Linked DNA regions of Homo sapiens: region 1 is linked to region 2. A link is a contact called in ENCODE Hi-C or POLR2A ChIA-PET data. All regions are on one chromosome and are shown on one strand. The core of a region is the stretch at or near the end of the contact, and the rest is flanking DNA. Distances in the headings are between cores, read along the strand shown. Region 1 overlaps UBE2D3 (ubiquitin conjugating enzyme E2 D3). Region 2 overlaps MANBA (mannosidase beta).

Region 1 (2,939 bases), core at 106-2,605, 180 kb before region 2:
AATAAAACGTTCATATTGAATTGTGCAGACTATATGTTAAGAGCAAACGTCTTTCTACTTACAGAAGTACGCTCTTCAGGGTCAGAATTTCAATCACGAGGTCAGGAGATCGAGACCCATCCTGGTTAACACAGTGAAATCCCGTCTCTACTAAAAAATACAAAAAATTAGCCTGGCATGGTGGCGGGCACCTGAGGCAGGAGAATGGCGTGAACCTGGGAGGTGGAGCTTGCAGTGACCCCAGATTGCGCCACTGCACTGCAGCCTGGAGACTCCGTCTCAAAAAAAAAAAAAATTTCAATAGTTAAAAATGGATGCTGAGTTTAAAAAAAAAAAAAAAGGTTGAGTTGAGAGAATAAGGAGATTAGAAAACAAAAAAGGTACTTAGCCCCATGAGAGTTTTTTTGGTTTGTTTTCAGGTAGAAAATAGAGTTAGTGGATTGGGGAGGAAGGATGGTTCAGGAAGAACAAAGAATTTAAGACAGTTGAGGGCCTCTGAAAGTGGTCTTGGAAGTTCAACAAATAACGTGAATGTTGAGCTCTCTCTGGTCTAAGCTCTTAAACTATGAGAATATCTAATTATAGCTATTTCGGTTTGTAAGAGATTGGCTTTTATGTAAATAAAAAATTTTGTATCAATGTGTTTGCATATATATTTTTACGAACTCTAGCTAAGATGATTGTCTCAGCATATGTTCAGGCATGTTCTCTCTCCTAATGGAATATATTATTTATGTGAATTGTGATGGAGTGTGCCTTTAAAAATAGGGTGAAAGTAACTGAAAGCAGTGGACTCATTTGCTTGTTTTCTTAAATTAAGCTTATGTGACTCACCCATTTTCTGTCTTGGTGTAGGAACTTAGTGATTTGGCCCGTGACCCTCCAGCACAATGTTCTGCAGGTCCAGTTGGGGATGATAGTAAGTAACTTGCAAGTTGATTTTTATGCCTAATTTTTTTTTAAGCTTGTGCATTTTTAGATAACCAGAGTTTTTTTTCTTTTTCTAGTGTTTCATTGGCAAGCCACAATTATGGGACCTGTAAGTATTAAGAATTTTTAAATTTAGTTTTAAGTGAAAATCCAGCATTGATTTGGTTGTAATTTTTAACTTGGTCTGTAGGTTTATTTTATCATATAGTTAATTCTATTTTGGATATTCCATAGTTGTACTGCATTTGAAAGAAAAAACATAATGAGTTAGTCATTTGTTACGTGTACTTTGTGTCTATCCCTGTGTTCACGTTCTAGAGTATAGCCATCTCTATGACCTACCAAACATCTCTGTATCTCAGTTCAGTTTTTCTACATAGCACTGTGTAAAGCATTGTCATGGAACTTCCTGTTATTTATAGAGACAAAGTTACTGGCTCTGATATGCCATGCGTTGTGTTACTCAGAGATCTTATTCTGTTACTGCAGCTGCCAATAATCTAGCTTAATTGTATTTTGATATTTGATTCTTTATAGAACTTCAGTTTATGCAAAATTTGAATATATTTAGGCAGAAAGTGATATTTTGAATATAGCAAAATTCCTTTCTATCCTGGGTAGATAAGCAACTATATGCTGGATAATTGAATATTCAGAATTATGGATACCATCTAAGAATTTCAGAGAATTAGAGCGCACTAAAACATCCTGGGGTAAGACTGTATCTTACACAAATATTTAACTTTTTTTTTTTTTTTAACTTGCTAAGGCGCTTAAGGATTTGTTTTCTAAGTTACATGTGTATCTTCCTGAAAACTGTCTTCCCTTTTTGGTGGTTTTATAAGCAACATAAAGAGCAATAATGTACTAGGTGAGATAATGGTCAGTAAGTAATATTTAGAATTCTAAAGGAAAAAATGCTCTTAGAGTTAGTAGATGAGTCGAATCAACAAGTATTTATTTAGTAATTCTGATTCTAACTTTAGTCATTTTTCTGTCTCAAATGTGAGTACATACTGTGTGCCAGGTAATAAGGATACAAATTGAACATAATAAACATCCCTGTCGATCTTATAGGGAACTTACACTGTATTAGAGGAGACAGATACCTAAAACAAGTGCTGAAGTGTGACAAGATGGAAAATAAGTGATTGGTGAATGAAGTGCTGAGTAGGATAAATTAATGGGAAATTGAAGCAGGGAGGATTAATTTAGAGTAATTAAAATGTTAGTGCCCTAAAGGTAGAAAAACTAAATCAAAGTAAGACATGGCAGGGGTGCAAATATTAAGTTTAATACTTTGAAACGTCCTGGATCATTTTAAAACAAAGTAACATTTAAAACAGTAAAAATAGTCCTGTAATAACGAAATGCACAATCCTGGCTTTGTAGTTATTAAAAGTACTTACTTTTATCTAATTTGGTAGCAATATTGTTTAATTTTAATACACGCAGTTAAATGTTGAGTTACCCAGTTTGGCCCACACGATATTTTTGAAAGTTGGCAGTCTTCAAATAAAAGCCTTCTGAGTAGGCCCACATTCCATAAGCAGTAATGGCTTGGGATGGAATGACAGCTGCCTCCCTTTTTTAGATGGGATATGTGTTTACCACAGTGCCTACTAGGTCAATTCCATATTATCTGCCTAGTGTTTTGTAAAGCAGTTGCTTTTGCAACCTCTAGAATTTTCCCATTTTGGATTACCAGTTTTCAAAGAATGCTATAAAATGCCTTAAAATAAAGCTCATCTTTGATTCAGAGGGTAGTTGATAGTTTCATTATAAAAATTGTCAATACTAAGAAAGCACAGAAGCGTTGGTAATTAAAACTTCTAATTGGATGGTGTGCAGAATAAACTAACTCTTTAAAACTAGTTGGTTTTTCTGCTTGACAGTTTAGACTTTGTTATTTTGAACAACACACTAGTTTTTCCCAAAAGGCAAGGAACATACCTATAGACAATCAAAAGGAAACATGAATGATGAGTGTATGGTAGTAATTTTTTTAG
Region 2 (2,781 bases), core at 64-2,563:
GGGAGATTTAGTGACAATGGTTTCCTCATGACTGAGAAGACACGAACTATATTATTTTACCCTTGGGAGCCCACCAGCAAGAATGAGTTGGAGCAATCTTTTCATGTGACCTCCTTAACAGATATTTACTGAAGGAATCTAGGTTGTATTTTCAGTGGACAATGGGAATAAAGCATTTCTAAAGCACCGACTGGAGAGGAAGGCAACAGAGACAAGGAGAGAAGCCGAGAGACATGTCTGCGTGCTGCCACGCATTTGAGCGATTGCTCTGTGAAGAGTTGTACACTGAACACTTTCAGGGGAGGCTGTTTACCCAGGCAATGTCCTCAAACAAGCCTGTGCCGGGGTGTCCTGGAATCTGTGCCAGGACTGTGTTTTTAGCCCTTCACCTCTCAGCTTTAGCAGGACATGAACCAGTTATAACAAGATGGCCCTGCAGCTGGTTACAAGAATGTGACATGGCAGGATCTATGGAACCAAATGGAAGGTTTTGAGGTGATGTAGGTCTTTCACAGCTAGCTTTGGGGAATACGGAATACTCAAATAAAGTGCTTTGTTATTATTTCAGAGGGAATGGCGATTGAAATGTTACAACAGAGATTTCTTGGTGGTAGCTATTTGGGTAAAGGTATATGGGTATTTTTCTGTACATGTGAAATTATATAAAAATAAAAGTTATATAAATTACATTGACAACTTGATATTTCATCTGTGGCTTATTTAACCGTTCTATAAATATTCAATTTTGCCCAATACTGTGCTGGACCCTAATTTCCATTTAGTTCTCGTTATTATTCTGCTTGGTAAACTGGGAGAGTTTGAAGAATCTAAACTAAGACATGTGAAAGGTTTTCTCTGGAAACAGTCATGTAATTGGTTATAGAATGGACCAGCAAAGAGTGTTTGGCTTTAAAATTAAGATATTATTAGTGGTTTTGGTTTTAAAAATGAGAAGCATTATGTTCAGTGACTCTAAAAGTAACTACAGACAATCCAGTCTTCTTCAGTATCTAAGAGTATCCTCATTTTATATGTACACACACACACACACACACACACACACACACACACACACACACACAAAGCCTTATCAAGGGGATAAGGGGACTTAGGGCTGGGACTCCGTAGAGTCTTACTTGGTAAATATTATGTCATGTTCTTATGACTATTGTAAATCCTGTTTTAGCAAAGCATTGCTGCGAGGCAGGGAGGACTGCTCTTCTTGACACCTGTGCATGTTCTGCCAGGGGCCCTGAGAAGGGGCTTTCAAGCTGATGAGCCAGAGTTTACTTTGTAGTTTGCCCTTACTAGTTCTGTAACCTTAATCAAGTTACTTAACTTCCTGTGCTCAGTTTTCTTGTGGCTAAATGGGAGTGGTAACACCCACCTTGTAAGTTTGTTTTGAAGAATAAATAAAATAATTTAGCTCAAGGGCTGGGCCCCAGATTGGCACATAGTGACGCTCTGTAATGGAAGCATCATCCTGGGCCTGAGCTCGGTGTCCTGGAGAGGGTGAGGCTTCCAGCCGCAGTCTCTAGATTCAAATCCAGGTACTGAAGCTTCTGACTGTGTGTCCTTGGGCAACAATTCAACCTTTTGAACTGTGGTTTCCACCTCTGTAAAATGGAGCTAATGATCCCTCACCTTCAAAGGTAGGTGTGAGGACTTAACAAATAGGGTCTGGAACAAATTAAAATGCTAAGTAAATGGTGATTGTACTTTTAACATCACATTCATTATCATCCAGTTAGTACAGAAAGCAATAGTAAAAATGAAGTGAAGAGAGGCAAATGGTAAGTAAGTTCTTCAGCAAATTCTTTCTGAAAATAATACCAGAAAAGAATAATTTGTAAGGGAAGAATAAATTAAAGGACATAAATATATGCTGACAACAACTTCTAAAAGAAAAGAAATGTGCCGTATACATATTATTCCTATTAAGGAATAATAGTAGCCAAAACATTCTTCCGCAGTTCTTGTGTGGCAGCACAGTTAGTCATTTTTACTGTTTTCATAGATTTATCTTGCCATGCAGGAATACAGTCTGATGCACTTACTCTTGACTTTGAGTTTCTGATAGGGTTTTTCTGTTAGTGGTTGTATTTGTCCATTCTTGCATTGCTGTACCTGAGACTGGGTAATTTATAAGGAAAAGCGGTTTAATTGGCTCACAGTTCTGCAGGTTGTACAGGAAGCATCGCACCGGGCATCTGCTTGGCTTCTGATGAAGCCTTAGAAAGTTTACAGTCAGGGCAGAAGGCGAAGCAGCGACAAGCATGTCATATGGCGAAAGCAGGAGCAAGCGAGAGAGAGTGGGTGGGAGGTGCCGCACACTTTTAAACCACCAGATCGCCTGTGAACTCAGAGCAAGAGCTCATTTATCACCAAGGGGATCCGTGCCTATGATCCGGACACCTTCCACCAGGCCCCGCTTTCAACATTGGAGATTACGTTTCAACATGACATTTGGATGGGGACATATATCTAAACCATATCCTTAGTTGTGTGAACAATAGGATAAAAAGACCAGAACCAGGTCTTACTGTCATATGCTCTTGCAAAGCACATTCCAGAGAGAGTGGGATGAAGAGAGGTCAGTTCCCAGGATTATATCTTCCCATTTCAGAACAGAGAGAACAATAAAAATCATAATTTTCTCATTCACATTCACGATAACTCTTCTTATTCTCTTTTTTTCCTTACTTCACTTTTCATTGTGAGACATTTTCACACCATGAGAAGTCACTTGGAAAATAAATAGAAAGATTTTGTTCTCTGTTG

What was found. A loop is a pair of places that touch in the nucleus more often than their neighbours do. ChIA-PET counts read pairs that join two places held with the same protein, here RNA polymerase II (POLR2A). Pooled maps may share reads with other maps.
Region 1: a map of G401 shows a loop between it and region 2 (5-fold over the local background). The contact joins two enhancer-like sites. A Hi-C loop is called at or near these places in 11 of 168 maps with a recorded cell type or tissue (CD8-positive, alpha-beta T cell, Caco-2, Caki2 and 8 more), 1 of 37 single-sample maps with no recorded cell type and 3 of 50 pooled maps. POLR2A ChIA-PET finds 5 or more read pairs at or near these places in 5 of 52 experiments (AG04449, CD4-positive, alpha-beta memory T cell, HEK293 and 2 more).

Annotation. Positions count from the first base shown.
Region 1 is chr4:102,807,772-102,810,710 of GRCh38, reverse strand. It overlaps UBE2D3 (ubiquitin conjugating enzyme E2 D3), which reads left to right. Exons shown (of 8, transcript NM_181891.3): 3 at 856-919; 4 at 1,008-1,039. Among named protein-coding and RNA genes, the nearest start is that of UBE2D3, 18 kb to the left of the region's middle. Within about 2 kb of position 1,355, at least 4 of the 41 ENCODE cell types and tissues checked have a DNase peak (open chromatin) inside an H3K27ac peak, as active enhancers do.
Region 2 is chr4:102,629,408-102,632,188 of GRCh38, reverse strand. It overlaps MANBA (mannosidase beta), which reads left to right. Exons shown (of 17, transcript NM_005908.4): 17 at 1-1,419. The coding sequence ends at 132. Among named protein-coding and RNA genes, the nearest start is that of NFKB1-AS1, 130 kb to the right of the region's middle. Within about 2 kb of position 1,313, at least 7 of the 41 ENCODE cell types and tissues checked have a DNase peak (open chromatin) inside an H3K27ac peak, as active enhancers do.